Linked DNA regions of Homo sapiens: regions 2, 3 and 4 are each linked to region 1. A link is a contact called in ENCODE Hi-C or POLR2A ChIA-PET data. All regions are on one chromosome and are shown on one strand. The core of a region is the stretch at or near the end of the contact, and the rest is flanking DNA. Distances in the headings are between cores, read along the strand shown.

What was found. A loop is a pair of places that touch in the nucleus more often than their neighbours do. ChIA-PET counts read pairs that join two places held with the same protein, here RNA polymerase II (POLR2A). Pooled maps may share reads with other maps.
Region 2: a map of naive thymus-derived CD4-positive, alpha-beta T cell shows a loop between it and region 1 (24-fold over the local background). The contact joins the promoter of HDGFL2 here to the promoter of CATSPERD in region 1. A Hi-C loop is called at or near these places in 1 of 168 maps with a recorded cell type or tissue (naive thymus-derived CD4-positive, alpha-beta T cell), 1 of 37 single-sample maps with no recorded cell type and 9 of 50 pooled maps. POLR2A ChIA-PET finds 5 or more read pairs at or near these places in 1 of 52 experiments (BJ).
Region 3: a loop to region 1 is called in a map with no recorded cell type, with 17 times the contacts of the local background. The contact joins the promoter of CHAF1A here to the promoter of CATSPERD in region 1. A Hi-C loop is called at or near these places in 2 of 37 single-sample maps with no recorded cell type and 8 of 50 pooled maps. POLR2A ChIA-PET finds 5 or more read pairs at or near these places in 1 of 52 experiments (CD4-positive, alpha-beta T cell).
Region 4: a map with no recorded cell type shows a loop between it and region 1 (19-fold over the local background). The contact joins the promoter of TNFAIP8L1 here to the promoter of CATSPERD in region 1. A Hi-C loop is called at or near these places in 1 of 37 single-sample maps with no recorded cell type and 7 of 50 pooled maps. POLR2A ChIA-PET finds 5 or more read pairs at or near these places in 2 of 52 experiments (OCI-LY7 and endothelial cell of umbilical vein).

The regions. Positions count from the first base shown.
Region 1 is chr19:5,719,270-5,721,969 of GRCh38, reverse strand. CATSPERD (catsper channel auxiliary subunit delta) reads right to left here and starts at 1,333. Exons shown (of 22, transcript NM_152784.4): 1 at 1,162-1,333. The coding sequence starts at 1,232. It overlaps LONP1 (lon peptidase 1, mitochondrial), which reads left to right and starts at 1,824. Exons shown (of 18, transcript NM_004793.4): 1 at 1,824-2,266. The coding sequence starts at 1,838. RefSeq lists enhancers at 1,575-1,674, 1,627-2,143 and silencers at 1,955-2,004, 2,135-2,214.
Region 2 is chr19:4,470,974-4,473,673 of GRCh38, reverse strand. HDGFL2 (HDGF like 2) reads right to left here and starts at 1,377. Exons shown (of 16, transcript NM_001001520.3): 1 at 1,252-1,377. The coding sequence starts at 1,323. RefSeq lists silencers at 1,182-1,241, 1,272-1,451 and enhancers at 1,952-2,301, 2,562-2,700.
Region 3 is chr19:4,401,256-4,403,955 of GRCh38, reverse strand. CHAF1A (chromatin assembly factor 1 subunit A) reads right to left here and starts at 1,316. Exons shown (of 15, transcript NM_005483.3): 1 at 1,142-1,316. The coding sequence starts at 1,193. RefSeq lists enhancers at 163-858, 859-1,556 and a silencer at 1,069-1,348.
Region 4 is chr19:4,638,112-4,640,811 of GRCh38, reverse strand. It overlaps TNFAIP8L1 (TNF alpha induced protein 8 like 1), which reads right to left and starts at 1,296. Exons shown (of 2, transcript NM_152362.3): 1 at 1,183-1,296. RefSeq lists an enhancer at 296-1,295 and silencers at 1,196-1,635, 1,696-1,775.

The DNA of each region.
Region 1 (2,700 bases), core at 84-2,583:
TCCCTTTGTCACCCAGGCTGGAGTGCGATCTCAGCTCACTGCAACCTCCACCTCCTGAATTCAAGCGATTTTTCTGCCTCAGCCTCCCAAGTAGCTGGGATTACAGGCACCTGCCACCAAGCCTGGCTAATTTTTGTATTTTTAGTAGAGACGAGGTTTCATCATGTTGGCCAGGCTGGTCTGGAACTCTTGACCTCAAGTGAGTGATCTGCCCACCTCTACCTCTCAAAGTGTTGGGATTACAGGCGTGAGCCACTGCACCCAGCCAGTGAGACCCCATCTGTACAAAAAATAATAATAAATAAAATAAAATAAGGTTAAGGAATCATTATGAATCTTCCTGTAAACATCAAATGAGGCCATACACCCTAAGAATACAGCTCACAGGTCCCTACTGAATGTGACAGTTTAGTCCAGATGGGAGTTCCCTGAGGGCAGGAACGGAGTTTCAGCAACTGGTCCCCATGGCAGGTTGGAGTATGCACTAACCTAACATTTACTGAAATTTCAAAATGTGCTGGGTAAGGCTGGGCGCGGTGGCTCACGCCTGCAATCCCAGCACTTTGGGAGGCGGGGGTTGCAGTGAGCAGAGATCGCGCCACTGCACTCCACCCTGGGAAACAGAGCAAAAACTCCGGCTCCAAAAAGAAAAAGAAGTGGGAGGGCTAGGCCCGGCGTGGTGGCTCACGCCTGTAATCCCAGCACTTTGGGAGGCCGAGGCAGGCGGGTCACGAGGTCAGGAGATCGGGACCATCCTGGCTAATACGGTGAAACCCCCGTCTTTACTAAAAATACAAAAAAAAATTAGCCGGGCGTGGTGGCAGGCGCCTGTAGTCCCAGCTACTCAGGAGGCTGAGGCAGGAGAATGGCGTGAATCCGGGAGGCGGAGCTTGCAGTGAGCCGAGATCGCGCCACTGCACTGCAGCCTGGGCGACAGAGCGAGACTCCGTCTCAAAAAAAAAAAAAAAAAGAGGTAGGAGAGCTTAATATCGGGCTGGGAGGATGGGGTGGAGTAGGGTGAGCGAGGCGTCAAGTTCGATTCCTAAAAAGAGTAAAAGGGGAGCCTCAGTGAGGTTGGGGAGCAGGCCTCGGCTCCAAGATGAACCAGCACCCTCCCGACCCCCGGCAGCACCCCAGCCCCAGGAGTCCTGGCAGCCCCACCGACAGAGCTGAGCTGTGACCAGCGGTCGGAGCCACATGGTCACAGCCGCCACCAGCATCAACATCAGCATCGACTTGGGCTTCCGCCGCCACCACTGCCCCTCAACCGCCACGGGGAGTCGCTGCACAATCCGAGTACGTGCAGGCTGAAGCCCTGCGCATGCGCATCAATGAGTCCCGGGAGCGGGCCTCCGCGCACTGCAGCCCGGCGCTCCGCCTGAATCTTGAGCATGCGCAGACGAATCCCGGGAAGCCCGAATCCGCGCACCCCAAAGTGCGCTCAGAGCCTGAGTATGCGCACCCGGCCACCCGTGGCCAGTCTAGAGTCTGAGCATGCGCATGTTGTCCGCGCGCCTAAGCATGTGCACAGGCTGCTCATGAGTTCCTAAACGTTGCGTTTGCAACACTACCAGTGTTTTGTACGGGCGCTGGCGCCTGCTCACAGCCTTCCACGTGACCGGAAAAGGCCTTCAGCGCATAAAGTGGGAGACCGGAAGAGGCGGAGACGATCCGATGCTCGAACTCCGCCCCCTCTTCTCCGCGTAGGCCCAGCTCCCTGAAGCGGCTGTTTCGAGCCACGCGCCCATCGGGTACCGAGGCACGCGCCGGGCGTCACGTGCGTTTCGCGGCGAGCGGAAATGACGCGAGTTGTGTGAGCCGCCAGTATGGCCGGGCTATGGCGGCGAGCACTGGCTACGTGCGACTGTGGGGAGCGGCGCGGTGCTGGGTGCTGCGGCGGCCGATGCTGGCCGCCGCCGGGGGGCGGGTTCCCACTGCAGCAGGAGCGTGGTTGCTCCGAGGCCAGCGGACCTGCGACGCCTCTCCTCCTTGGGCACTGTGGGGCCGAGGCCCGGCAATTGGGGGCCAATGGCGGGGGTTTTGGGAAGCGAGCAGCCGCGGCGGAGGCGCATTCTCGGGGGGCGAGGACGCCTCCGAGGGCGGCGCGGAGGAAGGAGCCGGCGGCGCGGGGGGCAGCGCGGGCGCCGGGGAAGGCCCGGTCATAACGGCGCTCACGCCCATGACGATCCCCGATGTGTTTCCGCACCTGCCGCTCATCGCCATCACCCGCAACCCGGTGTTCCCGCGCTTTATCAAGATTATCGAGGTAATGGGAGTCCCCGCCTCGGCCTCAGGTTTCCCACCTGTGCAAGCAGCGGGCTGAACCGTGGGATCACTTGAGCGCCCTTGTGTTTCGCAACTTTTTCAGACATGAAGTTTCTCGAAGGGTGCAGTTCGAATCCTTGTCTGCTCACCACTAGCTTGGGAACCTTGAGCCAAAGTCCTCTCCCTTTCGGATTTCTTAGGATCCGTTAGATGAGAGGAGTTGAACCCGATGAGCCTAGGATTATCCACTTTAGAACGCCGGTCATAGAAATCCGGGGCCGGGAGGGACCTGAGTAGTGTTACGGCGCTGTTAGTTTTCTCCTTACTTGGCACGAGTTTTGTAATACCTCCTCGCCCCAGGCGCTCTGCCGTCTGGTTACGAGCCTCACTGGGATCAGAATTCATTCCTTTCTTAGACAAATACTTCTTGATTGC
Region 2 (2,700 bases), core at 128-2,627, 1.2 Mb after region 1:
GTCCCAGCTTCCCTTAGCCTTGACCCTCAACCTTCCCCCCTGACTGCCTCCTCCAACCCTGGACCCCTAGCACATGGCCCTCGGCCCCCCAGCCCCTCAAAACTGGGCTTCTCCAGGACCCACAAGGGAGTGCTTCAGCCCCCATATCTGACCCCAAATCTCAAGTTCCGCAGTTCTGCTCAAACTTGAACCTTGAGCCCTCAGGCCTGGGATCCCCAGGCCCTCAGGTGAGGGTCCCTCAGGTCCCAGACCCTCCCAGACACCCTGCGCACGGCTCCCTGAGGCACCCTGGACACCCCCAGACACACGAGGCGTGGCTCCCTCTGGGCCAGGGCAACCCCAGATCCCCATGGTGCAGCTCCCTCAGGCACAGAAGCCCCAGACCCCCAGAGCGCAGCTTCCTCAGGCCCAGGACCCCCAGACCATTGGCGCCGCAGCTCCTTCAGGCCCTGGACACCCCCCAGATCCCCACGGCGCAGCTCCCTCAGGTCCAGGACCGCCATTCCCCCAGAGTGAGAATTTATCAGGCCCCAGACCCCCAGGGCACCGCTTCCTCGGGCCCGGGACCCCCAGACCGTCGGCGCGCGGCTCTTTCAGGCCCCAAACACCCCCAAACCCCCAAGGTGCGACTCCCTCGGGCCCAGGATACCCCCAGACTCCCAGGGAGCGACTCTCTGAGCCCCAAAACCCTCATACACCAAGGGCGAGAGTCTCTCAGGCCGCAGACACCCTCAGAACCCCTAGGCGCGGCCCCCTGAGGCCCAGGGCCCCCAGACCCCGGGGCGCGGCTCCTGCAGGGCTTGGACACCCCCAGAACCCCAGGACGCAGCTCCCTGAGGCCGAGGACCCCCAGACCCCGGGAGGGGCTCCTGCAGGCCCAGACGGCGGGTCCTGCAGGATCCGAACACCACCAGACCACAAGAACGCGGCTCCCTGCAGCCCAGGACCCCCAGGCCCCGAGGGCGGGGCTCCCTGAGGCCCAGGATCCCTAGACCCCGGGGCGCGGCTCCGGCAGGCCCCGGACAACCCCAGACCCCTAGGGCGCAGCTCCCTGCGGCCCAGGACCCCCAGACCCCCAGGGCGGGGCCGCTGCGGGTCTCGGACACCCCCAGACCCCATGAACCCCAGACCCCCGGGGCGCAGCTCCTTCAGGCCCAGGACAACCCCGGCCCTCCAGTGCCCGCCTCCGGCCCGGGGCCCCCGCTGCCCCCCCCCCCCCCCCCACCGGCCCCATCTCCCGCGCGGCCTCACCCTGGCAGGCCAGTGAGGGTAGCCCTTCATCTTAGCGAACACCAAGTCCCCGGGCTTGAAGGCGTGTGGCATGCTGACGGCGAGAGGCCCAGGCCGCGGAAAGCGGCTGCAGCGGCGGTAGCGGCTGCGGCGGCGGCGGCGGCGGCAGCGGGAGGCGAAGCCGGGGGCGGGAGCGGGACGCCGAGGGGGCGGGGGAGGCTGTCTGGGCAGCCTGCCGACGCGCGCTTATTGGGCGTTGCGCCAACGGAAGTTCAGCCCTCCGGCCGTCACGGGCCGGCAAAGCCGTCGATCAGGACCACGTGCAGGGGACAGAGAAGGGAGGCGACCAATAAGAACAGAGGTTGGAGCACAGCAGTTAACGGGATTGGATAACGGACAGACCCAAGGGGCGTAACCCAGAGACTCTAATGGGAGGTTATGGGAGGTGAAAGGGAAAGGTGGGAGGAGACGAACAGACGCTCTAAGGGAGTGAAGGGGTGGAGCTTAAGGGAAAGAGGCAGGACATAGACCTCCACAAGAGAAGGGGATATAAGGAGGGCAGAACATTGGATACCGCAGAAAAGAAGGCCAATCACTTAACGCAATGGGCGGGTCATTGACAGCCTCTCCCGCTCAGGAGGAGAGGCTTAAAGTAGATATGCAAGCCATTGGATACCACAAGAGAAGCGCCTCAAGGTAGGGAGCAGGCATTGGCCATCACAAGAGGCGGGGCTTCAGCGGGAACGTCGGCCATTGGCTATCGAAAGAAGAGCGATACAACATAAAACAGGGACGGGCGATTGCCAGCTCGAGGAGGCGGGACTTAGAGGAAGGGGCAGGCTCCGGGGGAGCTCTTAGTATAAACAGCCACAAAATGCACAAAATAGTTATTTCTTCACTTAGTTAAAAACTTAACTGAGTACCTACTATATGCCAGGGCCCCAAAACGCCACACAGACCTATTCATTCATTCAAGAAAAATGTACTGAATACCGTGGGGCCGAGTCACTTGATTGTCCTGGGCTTCGCTCTCTGCACTTGGAAGATGGGGCCCATAATGATTGTGAGGACCCTGCTCTAGACTGAGCCCGGCAACAGGAAATACAGGAAGTATTAGAAGCTATAACTCGGCCGGACGCGATGGCTCACGGCTGTAACCCCGGCACTTTGAGAGGACGAAGCGGGCGGATCACGAGGTCAGGAGTTTGAGACCAAGCCTGGCCAACATGGTGAAACCCCGTCTCTACTAAAAATACAAAAATTAGCTGGGCGTGGTGGCACGCACCTATACCAGCTACTCAGGAAGCTGAGGCAGGAGAATCACTCGAACCCAGGAGCGGGGGGTTGCAGTAAGCCGAGATCGCGCCACTGCACTCCAGACTGGGTGACAGAGCAGAAAAAAAAAAGCTATAACTCTACCTTCCGGCAGGGCGTGGTGGCTCACGCCTGTAATCCCAGCACTTTGGGAGG
Region 3 (2,700 bases), core at 67-2,566, 1.3 Mb after region 1:
CCCAGCTACTTGGGAGGCTGAGGCAGAAGAATCGCTTGAACCAGAGAGGCAGAGGTTGGGCAACAGAGCAAGACTCAGTCTCAAAATAAATAAATAAATAAAGTTAAACATCCTGACTTAAAACATCACAGCTCCACGACAGTACCAACTTTATATTAATTTTATGTCTCCGGGAAATCCCACAGGCTAGAAGGAACTACAGCCATGATTTTCAGCCAAGGCGGAATCTGCCCCATAGGGGACACAGGGCAATGGTATTTCTGGCTGTTACTAAGGCATGGTGAGAGGGGCTGCTACTGGCCTGCAAAAGGCGGAGGCCAGGGATGATGCTTAACACCCTGCAGTGCCGTGCCCAGGACGGCAACAAATATCAACACTGCTGAGGCTGAGAAACTGGACTGGCGTCCATTCTAGCCCTTCATTCGTTCACGTTATTTACTGAGCACCTACTATGTGCCAAAGCGTAATGCCAAGTGCTGCCAAAGCGTTATGTAATGCAGAGTCCAGCAAGGGAGAGGGACAGTCTGGTCTTCCTTGGTTCACCCTCCCACGTTTCAGGAGGCCTGTGGTGGGCTCCAAAGACCCCATTCCAAGGCACACGGAGGAGGAAGTCACGGTGCATATCAGGAAGGAGCAAGAACTCGGGAGTCCCACCCTCCTGGCCATCTCTACCATCTGGGCCTCTTCTTACCCGGGCTTACCCCGACCCTCAGCGGCATCGGTACTGGTCCCCGAGCCCGTGCGACCTTGGGCCTCAGTTTCCCCACCCGCTGCAAGGTCCAACATGGTCAAGGGACACAAACGCATCCAGTAACCTGCAGGGCAAGCCCTTTCGCTTCCCTGGGCCTCAGTTTCCCCTCTCGGCCCCTCCGACCCACCGCCCCAGAGAGTCCTGGAGGGACGAACTGACGCAAAAGCGCCGGAAACAAACAATATGGTCGCGGCTACAACAATAACGTCAACAAGGGTGCCCTTGGGGACGCCAGGCCCTCGCTGGGGATGAGAAGGCCCCAGGGGGTGAACGCCCGGCCCGCAGGACCAGGCTTGGCGCCCGGAGGCCCGTCCGCCTCCCATCGCCGCCTCGGCCCGTCCAGGCCGCGCGCCGCGCCCCCCCTTCCCCTCGGCGCGGGCCCGAACCGACCTGTGGCGGCTCCCCTGGCGCCGGGCGCCCCGCACTCCAGCTCCTCCAGCATCGCCCCGGCGGCAGCTCGACCTCCTCTCAGGCGGCGGAGGCGCGGGCTCCCCTCAGGCGGCCGCTGCTCTTCGCCCTCCCGCCCGCGCCGCTGCTGCCGCCGCGGCCGCCGCGCTCGTATTTGGCGGGAACCGCGGCGACCCCCGCAGTCCGCGCGCCAATTGGGCGAGCCCGGGTCACGTGACGGCCCGCCTCGGGAATTGAGGGGCGCCGGGGGCATCCTCGCGAGATCCGTGACTTCCATTCCTCCCAGGGCTCGCCCATTGACATATCCGCGAGGGACTGGGCTTCCCCTCGGAGGCCTGTCATTGGCTGGGAGGAGCTGCCCTGCGATTGGAGGAAGGAGGTGTCAAGCTCATTGCTCTGCGCTGCGACTGGCTGATCGCGTGGGATAGTCCCTAAGAGGAGGGAGGCCCAGGCTCTTACGTCACCAGAACATTTTACGCAAGGCGCAGATGACAACTTGAAAGTGGGATTTAGATGAGGAACCTGGAGTTTTGAGTTTATCCTAATGGGACATCGGCTAAATATAGCAACAGCAATTAAAATTATAAATTGCTTTCTACAAGAACAATAAAACGAAGTCTGGGGAGCGCTTCGGAAGTATTTGACATTCAGTAAATAACATGTAGAATGAGTGAACGAAATGGACGAAATGGATCGTTTCTGGTTTAATCCTCAGGAAATTGGCACATGCTGTTTTCTCTGCCTAGAACAATCTTTTCGCAGCTCTTTTCCTGGCTAATTTATACTTTTCAGATCTTAGATCGTCACCCCAGGAAGCCTTTTCTTCCCCAACCCTGACAATATCAAGTGCCTACAACACTGTTCTTTTCCTTAAAGCAATTACAGCTGTGTCTATTTATTAGTTTGTTATTTGACTAATGAATTAATTTCTGCCTTTTGTCATTAGTTCTGGCGAGGGTAGGACTCATTCCTCACTGGAACCCCAGGACCTGTTAGTAACTGATCATATTTACCAGGTCAATAAATGTTTGAGTGAATGTATAAATATTTGATTGAACTGTGTAGATCAAGCAGATTAAAAGCCTCACACAAAACAGAGAACTTCAGTGTCAGCCTGTGAGTGTAGAAACAGGTTTTCTTTCTTTCTTTCTTCCTTCCTTCCTTCCTTCCTTCCTTCCTTCCTTCCTTTCTTTCTTTCTTTTTTCTTGAGACGGAGTCCCTAGTAGCTGGGACCACAGGCGCCCGCCACCACGTCCGGCTAATTTTTTCTATTTTTTAGTAGAGACAGGGTTTCACCGTGTTAGCCAGGATGGTCTCAATCTCCTGACCTCGTGATCCGCCCACCTAGGCCTCCCAAAGTGCTGGGATTACAGGCGTGAGCCACCGCCCCTGGCCCTGAATTGCATTCTAGAAGCATCTTTCTGGCTGCCATGACAAGGAAGAATTGGAGGGGAGGACTGGTGGAAAGTATGGTCAAGGCATGAAGACAGACCTAGATGTCTAGATGTGTCACGTGGGCAACTGAATGGATGAACACAGGA
Region 4 (2,700 bases), core at 47-2,546, 1.1 Mb after region 1:
GTTTCAAAGTTGGCGCCCTCGGACCTGCCGTAGTGGCAGAGGGCACAGCCCATGCAAAGGCCCTGAGAGAGGACCTCGCCTGGGGTGTTGGAGAAACAGGAGGAGGCCAGTGTGACTGGGGCAGAGCCACAGCGAGAGTCAGGCAGGTTATGAGCAGGGCCTGTATTCCTGCATCTGATCCCCCAGCAGCCCTCAACTTGGGGAGTTACGACCCACTCCTGTTTTACAGATGAGGAAACTGAGGCTCCGCAGAATTGAAAAACTGGTTCAAGATATCATGCGGGTGGCAGAGCTCAAACCTAGATTGGTCCAAGCTCCGCCACCACTGGGCTGGCCCCCCTGGGGCCTCCCAAGGCGTTCATCGCCTCCAGCTGAGCTGGGACTGGCTCAGGAAATAAACTCTGGCGGCCTGTTTACACCTGGGGCTGCTCCTCCACCAGCCCTTCCCCCCTCCATAGAGAAGGTGCTGGGAAATGTGAGGATGCAGAGAAAACAGATTCTGTCCTGCCTCTGTCCCCACTTCCCTGGACAAACATTGGAAGCATTGGCCTCTTTCTAGGCCTTAGTTTCCCATCCCAGGAAATGGGCCTAGTTCGACTTCACAGAAAAGGCCAGGAGGCGGCAGGTGTCCTTCAGATCACCTGCCAATTACCTTAGCAGCGACGGTCCCAGTTCACAGCTGGCAAAACTGAGGCCAAGTCCCCACAGGCCACTTGGGAGCTCATTAGGGGCCAGTCTGGGTGGGCCCGGGCTGGCCTAGGCCTGGCTCCCCGCCACCGATGCCTGGACCGATGCCTGGTTTAGCTAGAAGCTACAGTCATGCCCACCTCCGCACGGCTGGCCCAGCTGCCCACCGCCTGGAATGCCCTCAGGGTTCTGGAATCTGGCCTGAGCACCTGCGGCCCTACAGTTAAAGGGGGCAGAGTCCACTAGAGTCCACATGGGGGATGGGGGTGCTGGTCCCAGAGCAGAGCCCCACGCCAAGGGGGGCAATTGAGACTCAATCTGTCTCCCCCTAACCTATACAGCGAGAGTGACAGAGAGACAGACGGAAACTGAGGCAGGAATGTAGACGGACAGGCGGTGGGGTGCAGAAGCATTAAGGGGCGGGAGAGACAGAGGGCGGCCAGGTGGCCCCCGAGATGCGCTGAAATGGGGGGCGCCCCGGCACTGCTCGCTCACCTACTCTCGAAGCAGAGTCCGTACGTCCAACCGTCGGGGGTCCGTCCAGCCGCCTCCGTGGGCCGGGGCCGTTGCCGCGGCGGTGGGAGCAGCGCCGGAGCCGGGGCCGGGGCCGGGGCGGGGCGGGCAGCGCGGCCCCGCCCTCCACTCGCCTCGCCCCTCGGCAGGCCACGCCCTCCACTCGCCCCGCCCGCGCGGAAGGGACCGGAGAGTTGCCAGGCCTGGGGGGCGGGCCGAGCGCTCCGGATTAGCCAATGACAGGGCGGGCAATGTACGAAAAGGCCAATGGGAGCAGGGCACTGCGACGGGGGGGAAGTGGGGGGAAGGGGCGGAGCCTGGGGGCGGGGTCAGGCGGCTCTGGGGGATTCCTCCGGAATCGCGAAGGGGCCCGGATGCGGGGGCGAGGCCGTCGTGGGGGTGCCGGCCACAGAAAAGGGAAGAGATAAGAGTACGAGACAGACAGAGAACCTGGGGAGGGAGGCACAGAGACACCAACAGGAAGAGACCAGAGAGCCAAAAGGCAAAACAGACCAACCACGTGGTTCTGCACGGGCCCCTTCCTCCTTCTGGGGCTAGTTTACCCGCCTGGGTAATAGGAATTTCGGCAGAAGCGTGTTTCTCAAAGTACGGCCTCGGGGAACCCTTCGCGTCAGAAAGATCTGAGAGTCCATTTTAAAATGCAGATTCCAACTAGGTGTGGTGCCTCACGCCTGGAATCCCAGCACTTTGGGAGGCCAAGGCAGGAGGATCCCTTGAGCCCAGGAGTTTGAAACCAGCCTGGGCAACCTAGGGAGACCCTGTCTCTACAAAAAAAAAAAAAAAAAGAAAGAAAGAAAAAGAAGAAGATCAAAATAAGTTAAAATTTTAAAAATACAGAGTTCTGTGCCACAAGAAGGGATGAATCTAACCCAGGGTTGTGGGGCTATAGATGAATCTTTGGGGTGAGGTGGAGGGCTCCTGGAGACCTCATCAGAGGATCCCCAGGTCCAGCCTCGATTTCCGTAGGAATGAGCCTGCAGGACACACAGGAGCCTCCCGGCTGCGCAGCGCCAGCTGGGGTCCCCCGGGGAGGATGCAGCTGTGAGTCCTGGGAACCAGGCCCTGGAGCTGCTCCCAGGTCCCCTGCAGCACCATTTCCGCCCTGCAGCCCAACTCTGGGTCCCGGTTGCAGCTAGGGCCTAGGGAGCCCATAGCAACCTCGCTGCTTCTTCCTCCAGGAAGCCAGACAACAAATTGTTGAGGGCCTGTTGTGTGTCCTGACCTGCACACGGGATTCAGGAAGACCGAGGCACAGGCCTCAGGAGGCAAAAGTAAGTTAAATATCTCATTGGCTGGGCCCGGTGGCTCACCCCTGTAATCCCAGCACTTTGGGAGGCCGAGGTGGGCGGATCACCTGAGGTCAGGAGTTTGAGACCAGCCTGGACAACATCGTGGAACCCCGTCTCTACTAAAAATACAAAAATTAGCCGGGTGTGGTGGCACATGCCTGTAATCCCAGCTACTCAGGAGGCTGAGGCA